Regions from separate parts of the Homo sapiens genome. Here region 2 is linked to region 1. The links are chromatin loops, found by intact Hi-C in ENCODE. Cell type or tissue: natural killer cell. All regions are shown on one strand.

Region 1 (8,000 bases):
TTCTTTTACCAAAATCCTTCCCTGTACCCTGGAGCCCTGTCCGTCCATCCATCTCAGATGTTAGTTTCAGCACAGTCCCGTAAACCTTCAGGCACTGACACATAAAGACCTTTTGTTCTGAGGACTGGGAAGAGAGATGTAGAAAAGTGTTTCCCTAGGGCGTGGACAGTTTATACTACATCCACTAAAGTCAAGTGCAGTTCTGAGGGAACCCTTTTATGGGATTTTGCATTCTCTACCCATAGAAATGTGTCTTTCTCCTCTTATTGGAAAAACAACAACAAAAGCATAGAAATAGTAATAGAACTCACCGCAACAGCATAATGCACCAAGTGGCACATGTGTGCACACTGACACTCACACAAGTGAAAAACTGAAGCAAGTCGCCCAAATTTGCATGGGTAACAGATTTGGGATTCGAGCCCATGTCTACTTCACATTGAGTTCATTCTGGTACGTCATCTTGCTTCCTCAAGAGCAGGGTGTTATCCTTTCTCTGGTTTATCTAGCAGCTTACCTGTATTTGTCACTCAAAACTGACTCACATTTCACCTCCTGGGGAAGGTGCCCCAATTCCCTTTTGAACTTTCTACAGTAACATGCTCTTCAGTCATTTATAGGGTTACGTGCTGTTCTCACGCTGGCCTCTGATTCTTTGAGGACAAGGACTGTGTTTTACTGCTTTCTGCATTTCTGAGGCCTAAGAGAGCGCCTGGAATATATTAGGAGCTGAAATATGGGATAATAAGAAAGCTCTTAATTTTAAAAAAGAAATATGCTACCACTATAATTCAGCATATTAAGCAATAAGTATGGACATGAAATCCAGAAGTCACATAAATTCATCTTTAGGTCCCAGATTGATAGCTGCTGGGATATTTTTAGAGAATTTTGAAAAGATTCCACAGTTTTCTTCAGCAATTTATTCAAATATGGGCCATTCTATACTGTCAGCAAATTCTCTCTGATATTTAACCTGAAGCAGTAACCTATAAATGGTATGCTGAGGCTCTGAGAGAGCTGGTATAATTGCCAAAGTTGCAGTCTTACTACTGGGATATATTTAAGGTTTGGGAAAGTCTTAATTCAGCACATTTTGAAGAGCAGTATTTTTAGTTCCTTGGGTGAATGGTCCTGTTTTAATTCAGGAAACAAAAGGTGCTGGTTTAGCTAACAGTTTGATTTCAATCTCTGAAGCCTTTCCACCAATTATTTTCTTTTTCAAGCAAAATCAATCTTTCCTCCATGTTCTCAAGTCCAATTTATTTAAAACACACACGTACATGTCTGCAGGCACACATACATACACACACATAGTATTACAGTACAACTATTATATACTGTTTTAGATGTAGATATAGAAAGAAGTATAGATATAGATTGCGGTTTCTTGAGTTTCTAAGAGTTTCCTTATTGTTTGCTTCTCCAGTGACTTTGCAATAACCTAGCAAACTTCCAGTAAATGTTCGCGAAATACGTGAATAGTAAATGAGAGAAATGAGGTGGAGCTTGAAATAATCCTGCCACCTTTGTTCCTATCACTGTAAATGTTATGTATACCTGTCTCTTTTCGTAGAAAGTCTTGCACATATGTACCCGGAGAAGAGACAGTCATTGGTGTGATTGCTGTCTTAGAGGGTATGCTCAGCTTGAACTTTACCAGGAAACAACAAATTATTTTTGAAAGTGATTGAAAATTTATACTCCTACCAGCCATGTATAAAGGTTCCTATTTATCTGTGTACTCTCTGATCTTTGATATTGTCAGACTTAATTTTTGCCAATCTAGTAGGTATGTACAGGTATCTCATTGTGACTTTACTGAAGACTGGACAATTTTCAGATATTTATTTGCTCTTTATTTTTTTATTTTCTGTGACATCTCTGTTTAGCTTTTTTGTTCTCTTTTGTTTTTCTTCTTTATTACTGATTTGCAGGCATTTTTACATTTATGTAAATACTAATATTTTGTCTCAGGCTGGCTTGTCTTTTTACCCTCTTTCTGGTGCTTCTTGGTGGATAACATTCTTCATTTTGATGTAGTTGAATTTCATCACCCTTTTATTTTATATGGTCAATGCTTTGTGCTTAAAAAATCCTTTCCTACCCCAACTTTATAAATATCTTTTCCTATATTTTCTCTAAAAGTTTTAAGGTTCGCCACCATTCGTTGACTGATCTTTCTCTCAGTAATTTCCAATGCCATGTCTGTTACACAGCAAGCTATCATTTATGCAGGGGTCTGATTCTGGGCTCTCTATTTGTTTGGCCTGTGTGTCTGTCCCTGAGCCTAATTAGTAATTTATATCAGTAAGGCATTTTCTCCTACTCTGTCACTCTTCAGAAATGGTGAGTTCTTCCTGCTCCTGTACTCATCATGTAAATTTTAAAATCACTGGTTAAATTTTATGAAAACCTGTTATAACTTTCATTGTAATTGTATTGAATTTAGAAAGCCATTTCTGGAAATTGGCATTTTTTTGGTATTGTGTCTTCCTATCTATTAACATTCTGTATTTCTTGATTTATTTAGGTCTGTCAAAGTCTTTAGAAAATATTTATAATTATTATTCTTAGGTCTTGCTCCTCTTTGTTACATTACTTCACTTTTGCTACTATTGTAACTAGTATATTTTAAAAATATATATTTTCAATCTGTGGCTGATCATGGAAATAAAATTAGATTTTATATTTTGACATTACAACCAGCTGTTTGTTATTGATTATTATGCATAATAACTTGTCTTGAGAATCTTTTGTGTTTTACATAAAAATCCATTTTCTGCAAATATTAACACTGTGTTTCTTCCCTTCTAATCTTTACTCCTTTAATTTTTTTCTTGTAATTGTATTGGGTGTTTAGTACAGTGCTGAAAAGAAGTGCTATTATAGTCATGCTCGTCTTGTTTCATATTGTACAGGGAATTGCAATCAGATTATGTCTGTTGTAGGCTTTTTATAGATGCATTTGATTAGGTTATGGGCGCTTTTTGCGTTCTTAGCTTTATAAGATTTTTAAAAATATGCTTGTGTTGGATTTTTTTTAAATTATATTTTTCCCTGCACTTATTGAGATGGTTTTTTTAAAAAATTTATTGATATGGTGATAAATATATTTTCTAATGATAAACTGCCTTTTCCTTCCTAAAATAAGCTCAACTTGGTCAAGATATATTATTATGGTTTTAAATTTATATTTGGAAAGTTTGCCTATATTTTATTTAATTTTTTTGCATCTAGTTTCATAAGTGAAGTTGACTGATATTTTTTTCCCACATTGTGGTATTTTAAAAAGTATCAATGATATGGTAGGCTCTTAGAGTGACTTGAAGATTGTGCCCTCTTTTTATCTTTTGGGGAAGAGTTTAAAATTTATAAATAATGTGGTAGGATTCACCTATACAATATCTGGGTCTGATATTTTCTTCATGGGAAGATTTTTTAAAACTGTGATTCGTTTTTAACCTATTTAAAGCCTACTCTTTATTCTTAATACTGTTTTAATGTTATGTTTTTTCTAATAATGTGTCCATTTTGACTAAGTTTTTTAGTATGTTGGTATAATGTGATACACACACACACACACGCGCGCGCGCGCGCGCACACACATACACACACGCAAAATACCATAGTGTTACCTTATCTTTTTAACCTGTTTTATCTGCAGTTGTATATCTGCAGTAATCTGCAGTTTTGTATCTGTAGTTATGACTTATATAGTTATATTTAAAACTTCTTTTGAAACAAATGTTCGTAACTGCATATCAGAAAAGTATTACAGAAGGTATTTAATCATTTAAATTTGAGTGTGTTCTGTGCTTCCCAGATGCAGAAATAAAATATTTTCTTTTGTTTTATTTTCCAACACAAGAGGGCAGCATTGCTGCACTGTTAATTTCCTGTAGGCTAACACCGCTGTGCCTTGTGTAGGTTTAAATATACAGCACATCTCTTTCAAATGGATAATCATTTGAGGATTGCATAAATGTGGACCTTGTCTATTTTTCACTTACATGACATTCATTGAAATTTAGTTTTGAAAACAATACTCTCTGATTAGCATTTATACATGTTTTATATTTGCTTCATTGTTTCTGATTCTGTAACAATCACCTCATTCTGAGAAGACTAGGTACTGTTGTGTTTGATAGTGTGTATGTATGGTAATTTTCTAGAAATCTGAATTTTTTTAAATGGGCTTTTCAATGATATTACTGAGAAATAGGTAGGGTACTATTTTGACATAAAGGATAAAGAACCCACAAAGTCCATGAGCTTCCTGTCGGATATGAGAGATTAAAACTGCTGCTGACTACACCACCAGGTCCATGTCAATTAACTCATTTGCAGATGGGAGGTGAGAGTGCAAAAATAATATTAACATTAATATTAAGTACCATTACTGGCTACTCATTATAGCTTAGATTCTTTATTTGCTCTACTTAGATTTATTTTTATAACATCATCCTGTAAAGTAGGTATTATTACCCCCATTTTTACAGATGAGGAGGCAGAAGCTTGGGTTGGCTAACTCACCCCTTAGTTCATGAGGGTCAGAAGAGGGTGCTGATTAATAAATCCCCAGGCTTTCTCACTACTGCACACTGCCTCACCATCAACAGCAAAACAGGTTGAATTCGACGATTCAGTAAAAAAGTAATTTTGATAGTTGAGTTCCTTTATCCCTTACCACGTCTATTTCACATATATGATTATTATTATTTTGGTAGAGATGAGGTCTTTTTATGTTGTTCAGGCTGGTCTCAAACTCCTGGGCTCAAGCAATTCTCTTCCTCCTGAGCCTCCTAAACTGCAGGGATTACGGGCATGAGCCACGTGCCTGGCTCACATATTTGATTTGGTCTAGGCTATCTTAACAAAATACAAAATGCTTTGTAAAGTCTACATTTTATTATTGCATTTGCTATTTTTAGCTCTTTATGTCTGAGCAATTGTTTAATGCCTGTGCCTGAGAATCTTTTTCTCAACAGGGGAACTGCGGGGGAGATTCCAGAAGTTCCTTTTAGAGTTGTTGTTTCACTGTATCAGTGCATCGGTGACTGAGAAGGAAGTATTTGCTTTTGTGTGGCAGCGCAGTAAATTCGCAGAACACAGTTCCAAGAAGCCCAAGGCACTAGCAAGAATGATAGGTCACCATCTCCATTATCTGTCGGTGGTGGATATGGAAGATAGCATTCTATATTAACTTTTGAGAAAGAGAAAGTTAGGCAAGAAGAGATTGCTGAAATAGATTGTCTGTGATTGCTGAGGTTGAAAGTTTTTTATTCTTGGCCAAGGAATGTATCTTTTGGGTTTAACATCACTTTAGGAGTCAGACAGCCTTGAATGTTAGACTGAGCTTTGCATTTTTTAGGTCATGACTTTAGGCAGATTCCCTGAGCCTCAGATTCATCATCTGTGAAAGAAAGATAAGACTAATACCAATTTATCCAGGCTAAAAATATATATAAAAATATATTTTTTCAAACATACACATTCAAAAATAATGACCATATTTTTAAATGCTATCCTACGTTGTGTCAAGGGCACCAGTTTCTAACTTAGAGACATTTGCAATTTTGAGCAGTGTCTTCTGAGGCCACTGGGTATCTCTAGAAAGCTTGAAGTTTAGGAGTAAACAGAAAAAAGCTTGTGAACATGCTTTATAAACTGTAAAGATTTGTAAATATATAAAATCATTATAATGGCTCCTCTCTCTGAACTCAACTTCCACTGGATACATGGCATATACTTTTGCATGTATCAACTTAGCTCAAATCAATAAAAAACATTTTTGGACTCCTGGTAAGTCCAAACATTTATTCATTAAAAAAATTATTAGGGACCTAAATGTACACTGTTTTAGGCACTGGAGATTGGACAAGAAACAAAACAGATGAAACCTTTGCCCGTGGAGCTTGTATTTGTAGAGGTGACATATGTGGATCACACATAGGTAGGATGTTTCATAATAATATAGAGAAAAATAAAGTCTAGGCAAATGGCTAGAGAATGGTGGAGGCTTGCTACTTTAGATGGAATTGTCCAAAAGCCTTCTTTGAAGAGGGAAAAAACTGAGCAAAGACTTGAATGAAAGAAAGAAACCAGCCATACATCTGTCTAGAAAAACTGAGTTATTGGCAGAGAGAACAAAAAGTCAAAGGCCTTGAAATGAGGATGTGTGCCTGGTATGTTTGCAAAATGGCAGGAAAGCTATGGTAAACCATACAAATTATTGGGTTTTCCATGTAATCCATTGTCTCTTTGAGAGACGATATCTATTATAATATTATAATTTTATAGCTCCTCTTTTATAGGTGTTCATAATAAGAATAAAGATAATAATTAGTACTTTTTGAGTACTTGCCATGTGCTATATTTGTCCTTACAACCCTCCCAAATAAATATAATTATCCACCATTATACAGAGACTCTAAATAGCTTTCCTAAGGTAGCATATTCAATAAGTTGGTGAGGCAACGGTTTGTCTTATTTCAAGTGCAGGGTGCATAATAACTCAATGGGAAGACAGATGAGTGAAAAATGCGTAGTAATGTCAGAGGGCTTATGAAAGGTACCTAGGGAAGGTGTCATGAAGTTACTTAGGGAAGGTGTCATGTTATGCCATAGAGGATCAGTTCCTTAAGGAAGGAGAAGATGGATTGGGAGTGGAGAGAGAATTTCCTGCGAGAAACAAAGGCATGAAGGCTTGAAAGAGCATGGGGTACATACGCAGTAAATAACAAACAGTTAAGTGCGGCTGAAGAGTCTGTAGCATGCGATTTAACACAGATGCTTCTCCACTTATAATGAGATTACAACCTGATAAACCCATTATAAGTTGAAAATATTGTTAGTCGAAAATGCACTTAATATACGTAACCCACAGAGCATCATAGCTTAGCCCAGCTTACCTTACATGTGCTTAGAACATTTACTTTAGCCTACGGTTGGGCAAAATCATCTACCACAAAGCCTATTTTATAATAAAGTATTGAATATCTCATGTAATTGATTGAATACTGCACTGAAGTGAAAAACAGAATAATTGTATGGGTACTCAAAGTAAGGTTTCTACAGAATGTGCATCCCTTTCACAACTTCCTAAGGTCAAAAAGGGGTCAGTTGAACCATTGTAAGTTGGGGACCATCTGCAGACATGCTCAGGTGCTACTTTGCCAGGCAGGGTCTGCTACTGTAACATAAGACACCTCCCAGCCATGGCTGATTGGACAGAGGTGGAACTCTGACCCACAGGTAGCAGAATCCACTGTTTTACTAGGGACATAGGATGTGTGTGGCTTGACTCAAGCAGCTGAGGTGACTGAATCAGATTCTGACTTTCAAAACATTGAAGCAAGGATGCAGAAACTGTTGCTAGTCCATGAAGGGCCCTGGGATAGGGAGATTATCCAAATTTGGGTGGCTCAAGAGGTCATTGGGCCATGGGAAAGCTGATTAGGAAGCTATCTACAGAAAGAGAAAAATGGAACAAGTACAGAGAGAAGCAAAGATGGAATATTATGAAACCTCGGAGAGAAATGGAGAGCAGCAGATCCTCAGTTTCTGTTGCATTTCCAGTTCTTTAGGCCTCACGAGGCAGGTCTATGTCCTGTCCTAGATCCCAGAGATCTTTCTATCCCAAAATTAGGGGGGCCATGTAATTTAGATCCAAAATGGCACTCTTTTGAAAGTGAAAGTGGCTGCTATTAATAATTACAGACGAAAACCTCCAAATCACTGGGAAAACTGGGTTGTATGTGGTGGTGGGCTAGGAAGTATTTAACAACTGGGTCCCCAGGAAACAACAGCAACAACAAGCCAGAATTTGATTGGTAGTGTTTGTCGATTTCCATGTTGTAAATACTCTCACCATAGCTGATTTCCAGCTACCAACTGGCTTGGAAAATTCCTGAAAATTTAATAATCACCTTTCTCAAGATGCGACAAGTCAGCTCCCGTACACCACTGGATGCATACTGCCTTACCTAAAGTACTCT
Region 2 (8,000 bases), 770 kb after region 1:
TTTCTGCCTTCGTGAAATCTTCTCCTAGGTTCTGAGTGACTTGTCCCCTCATTCCCTTCATGATTCTTCAGTAAATTTATCAAAGAGACCTTCTTTGTCCATCCTATATAAAATAACAACACCGCTCCCCACCCCGTCAACATTTTCTTCCTCTTTACCTCATGTTCTCTGTCTCCATAGCCCTTCTCTCTAACATCTTTTATGTTGTTGTTGTCCATTATTTGTCTTCTCCCCCACTAGAATGTAAATACCATGAGAGCTGGATTTTGCCTGTTTGGTTCACTGTTGTGTCCTCAGCTAAACAGGACAAGGCATATTTGCTGAACAAGTTGAATTGAATTACTCACCTAATATTTACAAAATGGCTACTATGTACCTGCCATTGTGCTAGACAGGAGATATATTGGCGATAAAGACAGCTCATATGGAAAATAGGACTTGTGCATAAATATAATACCAAGTGCACCAGAGAACAGGTGTAAATATGGTGCAGTGGGAGTTAAGAAGCCGTTATTAACGTATTTTTTAATTCCAATAAGTGGTACAGCAGCCTGTCCCATCGGCCTGTCACAATATAAGCCAGGGTTTTCATCCTGGTTCAGTTTCCCAATACACTATGACAGGCGTGTAGGGTAGTCTGCACCTGTAAGCTTGATGTCTGCGGCCTTGGCATTCCAATGACATGGCACTTGAGCCAAATTAATATTAGTGTTTTTCCTATACCCTTCTAAATTAACTGAGTCTTTGACTTGTGGATGTATATGGAATCTGTTTTTAATTTTATTGCCATAAATAGTTGTAGGATATCCTCTATGCTGGTAGGTGGGAGATCCAATTTATTTCATTAAAATTTTGAAATCAGAAACTTATAAATGAATCATGAAATGACACTCATATATTTAATTTCATCTTCAGCAACCATTTTAATTGCTCTTCCTTTATCACTCACTTTCAAGGAAACAACTCAAGTTCTATCACCAGGTGGAAATAATGCCAGCCAAGGTACCAAACAGAGAAATGATGCAGCAAAGGCATTTGGATTTGATTTTGTCTATAGTTCCCTGTCATCCTGCATCAAAGCCATTTGTTCTCAGACCATCCATTGGGAACAGAAATCTACTATCTTAATTTTTATATACTATGATATGTAACCCATTTAAATATAGTTATACTGTAAATATTCGGAGCACCCATAACAGGTATTCTGACATGTAAGACTTTCTCAGTAGCTCACAGGCAGCAAATTCCTTACCTTTGCTACTGATTGGGGAAACACATCTCCCGCTATTAGTTCCTATTTAAAGAACATTGGTGCTTAAAAACAAGGGTCAGAGATTAACTCTCTAATTCCCTAGAAAAGCTTAGGTTACTCGGCTCTCTCTTATCCTTCTTTTATCATCACATTTTAATTATTTATTCAGTATCTGTCTTCCAGTTTAAACTAGAAATTTGCACAAGGACCATTTGTCCAATTTGTCACTGCCAAATCTAGCACATTACATTGTGCCTGGTATATTGTGTAGGCACCCTATAAATAAATAAATAAATGTATGAATTTATTTTTTAAACAATGAGTTCTTACTCTGAGTTCTACATTATGCACCGTTGCCTTCCCAGAACCTATGACCCAGAACTTGTCTTCACAATAGTAGATAAGATGTGCGTGAAACTGCAACATAATTTCCTAGAAAAAGATCTGTACCTATCTCCAAGCAAACCCAGAGAAAGGAGAAACCAAGGAAGGCTAAATGGAGAGGATATTAAGAAATGTTTCGGAAAGGCCTTCTTTTGAACTTAGTCTTGTAATATGAAAAGCAGTACATAAGCCAAAGAAAGGGAATTGTAAAGAAAAGAAGAGAAGCTACATCTACACAGATGTACACTGAGAAACAGACCTAGGGGTTTTGTTAGCAGTACATATAAATTGTATTTTATGAGAGAGATGCATCTCTGATGACCTCACACATTCCCTGAACAAAACTGGCCAGTGTTTCTGTGACCAGCTAGGGAAAATCCAGTGTATAAGTCACTTGGCTGGTTGACTTTGAAGTTTTGCCATTTTTTGACAAATGTTTCATTTGTGAGGATTCACATGATTTCTTATTTTATTCATGAAGTAAGCATCTATTCATATTTCCATCTCACATTATTTCCACCATTCAAACTCACATGAAATGTAGCCACCTTGCATACTGGTAGGAAAAATCCTTAAGTTAAAAAAAATTCTTTGGTGAGTATAGAAAATATTAAATTTTTATATAGAAAATTTCAGGTCAATTTAGACACTGGATGGATTAATAAGTCAGCAAAAGTTCTGGCTCTGACAGTTGTGATGCTGAAATGTAATTGAGGCCTCAGTGCTTCTTACACAGGACTACGTGGACTACTTCTCCCACCTTCTACCCAACACTGTAAGCCCTTTGAAAGCAGAGGCTATTTTGCTCATTTTTAAATTACCACCCCACTGGAAAAAATAACAAGAACAACTTGCATAGTTAGGAGTGAATAGACAGATGCCTGTTGAGTTAATAAATGCCACCTCCTCCCCTGTCTGACTTGCTTTCAAAACAGAAACTTTATCTCCTACCAAGACACCATTTAGATCTCATTTTGAGCAACTTGGCAAGAAAACTGAGAAAATTCCCTACCAGTTAAAGAACAGTTGAGCCACCACTGCTAATAACAATATTCTAAGTGATGGTAGGTGCTGAAATCTAATTTTATAAGTGCTCTAATTGTTTTCTAATAGCTGCCAAACAATATTCTACATGTCCACATATGGACAAATATCAAGAGTAGACTCAGCTTGAGGGGAAATCAAGGTTCAGAACCAATTTGGCACTAGTATACAAACAGGGTTAATGGATCTAAAAGGTAGAGAAGGAAGACAGCAGTTTGCTCCCAAACTGGGAGGTCAGCAGTGTTCTCCAGGAGAGATGGAAATGCAAACTTCCAGAAACCAAAAATCCCATTCAGAGCACTACAAAGTTATGGATTTAACACCTGAGTGAGGGAGGCTCACATGGCATCTTTAAGAAGCTCATCTGCTCCCAATCTCTGCCCCAAACCCAGCCTTATACCTACAAGGTTATAGCAGTTCCTCATTTAAGCTATTTTGAATGTATGCCAGACAGCACCTCACCTGAACCATGTGTGTTTCATCCATTAGAGTTACACAATATCCAAGGTGACTGTAGGACAACGTGGAGTCTCCATGCTCCAATGTGAGCAAAGTTTTCATTTATTAACATCAATTTCCCCAGAAAGTACATACCTGAACTTAGAGGTGAAGTACTACAAGAGTCAGCTGTGGAGACATTGGAGGAAATCATAAAGAAGCTCACTCACTTTAAGCATTTACTGTGTCCCAAAGAAGAATAAAATCCTTGTGAAATTTCTGCTTTAGCCAAGGTAGAGTAACAGACCAATTTACCCTTCTACCTCAAACAGCTTAAAAATAAGCAAAATATATAAAACAATGACTTGCAAGACACTGGACTTCAGGCGAAGGCAGTGATCCCTAAAAGGGGAGGTGTGCCCTATGATTGCTCCAGCTTACCTGCTTGAGAGTTTTCAGGCCTGGCATAAGGAGAGCCCAGCTGACTTCCAGCTGCTCATGGGAAGGTGTTTCACTGAGGCACTCTACTACAAAACTGGCCGAGGGAATTGCCAGGGGAAGCTAAGGTTGATGGGTGCTGCCGCCACCATGCACTGCAGAAGATGGCAGTGGAGAAGGTGTGAACATGGCAGGAGGCTGGAAAAGAATCCATCTGCATTGCAAGATCTGGGCATTGTGGCAGCCCAGCCAGTTGTACTACATGAGTCAGATGACAGGAAAGCTGTCTGTGCTACCAGGCACTGGCAGAGTTATATGGCTTGCAAAACCTACACTCTGGGGACACTACATGCACTGCAGGAGCCACACACAAGCCTCTTGTAACTTCAACAACCTAGCACTACGTAAGCCTTGTGCATTGCAAGAGCCTGCATTTGCAAGCAGGCTGGAAGGGTGAAGGAAAACCCCTTTCTCCTGCAATGTCTCTCTAGCGCCCTCTACTGACAAAACTAAGCATGGTTCCTGCAGGCAAAGAGAAAAATACAATAAAGATCCGTTAATTTTCTCAGAGCAGTCAGTAAAGGGTGAATTGGAACGGGGAGGCAATGATTGATTTTATATAGACATTGACACGGTGATTATAAACCTCATGTGGAAATTCAAAGGGCCTACCATAGCGAAAACAACTATGAAAAGGAACAAAGTTAGAGGACTAACATTACTTGATTTCAGAACTATCATAAAGCTACTGTAATCAAGACAGTGCAATACTGGCTTAAAAAATAGACCAAATAAATCTATAGAACAGAATGAATCGTGAATCCAGAAATTGACTCACACAGATAAGGGCAATTAGATTTCAACAAAATTTTCAAGGTAATTCGGTGGAGAAAGGACAGTCTTCTCAAAAAAATGATGCTGAAACAACTGGATATTCATATCCACACACACACAAAATGAACTGAGATCCATACTTGACACTATATACATTGTAAGACTAAAATAGGTGAAAATGGGTAATGAAGCTAAATGTAAACTCAAAGATTTTTTTTTAAACTTCTAGAAGAAAATATAAGTGAGACAGTTGCAGTGGCTCATGCCTGTAATTCCAGCAGTTCGGGAGGCCAAGGCAGGAGGACTGCTTGAGGCCAGGAGTTTGAGACTACAGTGAGCTATGCTCACACGACTGCACTCCAGTCTGGGTGACAGAGAAAGATCCTGTCTCAAAAAGGAAAAAGAAAATACAAATGAAACTTTTGTGACCTTCGGTTTGGCAAAGATTTCTTAAATAAGACACCGAAAGAATGACTGGATTAGATATAACCCATAAAAGAATAAATTGATGAATTAAAAACTTCTGCTCTTCAAATGTCCTTTTAAGAGAAAGAAAAAACAAAACAAGCCACAGACTGGGCTGCAAATTATATATCTGATAAATGACATTCCCAGAATGTATAAAGAAACCTTGACATTCAATAAGAGAACAAACAACCCTATTTAAAAACTTGGCAGACAGTTTAAGCAGAGGATAACTGATGACAAGCACATAAAAGATGCTGATGATCCTTAGCCATTATGGAAATGCAAATTAAAACAACAAGAAGATACCACTACTCACCTATGAGAATGGCTAAGATTAAAATGATCAGTTCTACCAAGTGTTGGTGAGAATGTGGAAGAACTAAAACCCTCATGCACAGCTGTATTTTCCACTTTAGAAAACAGTTAGGCAGTTTCTTTGAGAGTCTACACCTATTATGTGAGCTAGTGACTCTCCTCCTGTGTACTTACCAAGAGAAATGACAGGGTATATTCATACTAATACCCGTACACGCGTATTCATTGCACCTTTATTTGTAATAGGCAAAAACTGGAAAGAAGCCAAATGTTCTTCAGTAGGTGAATGTATTTTTTAAAACTGTGGTATACCCATACACTACACAGCCACAAAAAGAAATGAACTATTAGTGCACACAACTACATGAACAAGTCTCAAAATAATTATGTGCAGTGAAAGAAACAAAAAATCACACACCTTACAATTCTGTTATATGAAATTCTAGAAATTGCAAATGAAGTTATAGTGAAGCATATTAACTCTTGCCTAGGGACAGGGAAAGGAGGCAGTGGGAGAGATTACAAAAAGGGATTGCAAAAAAGCATAAGAAAACTTTCAGGGATGATGGAAATGTTCATTTTCTTAATTGTATGATGATTTTACATCATATAATCTCATGGAGTTTTACACTGTATATAAGTTCAGTTTATTATATATCAATTATATCTTCATAAAGCCTTTTTTAAAAAAAAAGAATTGTTTTTCCTTCCACGCTATCATCCCATTGTGTTAACTTATATGACTGAGTTTACAATTTTGACCAAATAGACAAATTAATGGAATGAAGAACTAGTTAAGTGCAAGGCAAAAACTTTACCTCATGAGTACATAAAACAACATGCTAAAGGCATTACTCATGTTACTCGAAGAGCTAAGTAAGACAAGTCCAGGAAATAATGTGATAACATTGTACAATATACTATCTTCAAATATGCTGCCAAAGATTCAGAAATCAAAGTGAGGGAGAACCACCAGAGTAGAGGATTCTATTCATGAGGTGAAGCTATAGACTTCTACAGAAAGAGAAAAGCTGTACTTTTCTTCTTACATTTCAAAACACATAAAACAAAATAGTCACTTTTTAAAATAAGTGCTGACCATTGAGTTCTCAGATAAGTTAGAAATGATACACTGCTGGTGAGAGTGTAAATTAATTCAACCATTGTAGAAAATAGTGTGGTGATTCCTCAAAGAACTAAAAACAGAACTACCCTTTGACCCAGAGATCCCATTACCGGTTATATTCCCAAAGAAATATAAATCATTCTATCATCAAGACACATGCATTGGTATGTTCATTGCAGTACTCTTCACAATAGCTAAGACACAGAGTCAACCTAAACGGCCATCAATGATAGACTAGATAAAGAAAATGTGTTACATATACACCATGGAATACTATGCAGCCATAAAAAAAGAATGAGATCATGTCCTTTGCAGGAACATGGATGGAACTGGAGGCCATTATCCTTCCCAAACCAACACAGGAACAGAAAAACAAACACCACATGTTCTCACTTATAAGTGGGAGCTGAATAATGAGAACATGTTGACAGAAAGAGAGGAACAAAAGAAACTAGGGCCTGCTTGAGGGAGGAGGATGGGAGAAGAGAAAAGTTCAGAAAAAAAAAACTGTCAAATACTATGCTTAGTACCCAGGTGACAAAATAATCTGTACACCAAACCCCCAAGTCACATGTTTACCTATATAACAAACCTGCACATGTACCCCTGAACCTAAAATAGAAGTTAAAGTATTTTTTAATGGAATTGTAAGAGCCTGCCTTTTATCTCTTCTGCTATTTAACATTGCCTCATAAATTGTTTTTCACAGCAGTTTTGATTCAGTGTATTGACATGGATTTTCTCTCTCTTTCCTCTCTGTGTTTTGATATGCCAGATGTATCGTTAAGATTACCGGAGAAATGGTGTTGTCATTTCCTGCTGGCATCACCAGACACTTTGCCAACAACCCGTCCCCAGCTGCTCTGACTTTTCGGGTGATAAATTTCAGCAGGTTAGAACACGTCCTGCCAAACCCCCAACTTCTCTGCTGGTAAATATGATTTTGCATAAATTTTTCAGAGATACATGTGGCTTAGTACTTTGTACTTAGATGAGGGATATATCTTAGCAACAGGGTCGCACTATAGTGAAATTACCACCACTCAGATATATTTGTAGATTCAAGCACAGAACTTTTACCAGCTATCAAAATTTGTTGTGGGTGGTTGTGTGTGAATGTGTGACTGCATATGCATATACGTGTTTTAATGGCCAACTATCTCAAGTGGTTAGAGAGACAGGGTAAGAAAATCTGTATCAGCAACAGTTTGTTCATCGTCTGTTTTACTCATTATCAACAGACAGTGGATGACAATGGTGGGAAATGAGCCAAATAACAAGAATAAAATCCTTTCATTGTATGAGCATCTTTTTATTTTTATTTTATTTTTGAGATAGAGTCTTGCTCTGTTGCCTAGGCTGGAGTGCAGTGGCACCATCTCAGCTCTCTGCAACCTCCGCCTCCTGGGTTCAAGTGGTTCTCCTGCCTCAGCCTCCCAAGTAGCTGAGATTACAGGCGCCCACCACCACACCTGGCTAATTTTTGTATTTTTAGTAGAGATGGGGTTTCGCCATGTTGGCCAGGCTGGTCTCAAACTACTGACCTCAAGTGATCTGCCTGCCTTGGCCTCCCAAAGTGCTGGGATTACAGCCATGAGCCACCACGCCTGGCCTTCTTTTTAAATCAATTGTGTGTGTAGGTGTGACTGTGCATGTGCATATGCATAATAAAGACATCAAATTCAGGTTTAATAGTTAATA

What was found. Peaks named below come from ENCODE experiments on the same cell type or tissue, not always from the same donor. Only the 100,000 strongest peaks of a DNase experiment are listed, where the experiment ranks them.
Region 2: a loop joins it to region 1, with 8 times the contacts of the local background. A loop is called at or near these places in 22 of 110 quality-filtered maps.

The regions. Positions count from the first base shown.
Region 1 is chr1:65,955,164-65,963,163 of GRCh38, forward strand. All of the region lies in intron 3 of PDE4B (phosphodiesterase 4B), which reads left to right. Among named protein-coding and RNA genes, the nearest start is that of PDE4B-AS1, 92 kb to the right of the region's middle. In natural killer cell, CTCF peaks have their summits at 3,867 (motif pointing right) and 4,073; DNase peaks (open chromatin) are centred at 3,608 and 3,898.
Region 2 is chr1:66,722,190-66,730,189 of GRCh38, forward strand. It overlaps SGIP1 (SH3GL interacting endocytic adaptor 1), which reads left to right. Exons shown (of 25, transcript NM_032291.4): 20 at 7,075-7,230. Among named protein-coding and RNA genes, the nearest start is that of DYNLT5, 26 kb to the right of the region's middle. In natural killer cell, CTCF peaks have their summits at 4,056 (motif pointing left) and 4,255; DNase peaks (open chromatin) are centred at 4,032 and 7,142; H3K27me3 peaks cover 523 bases.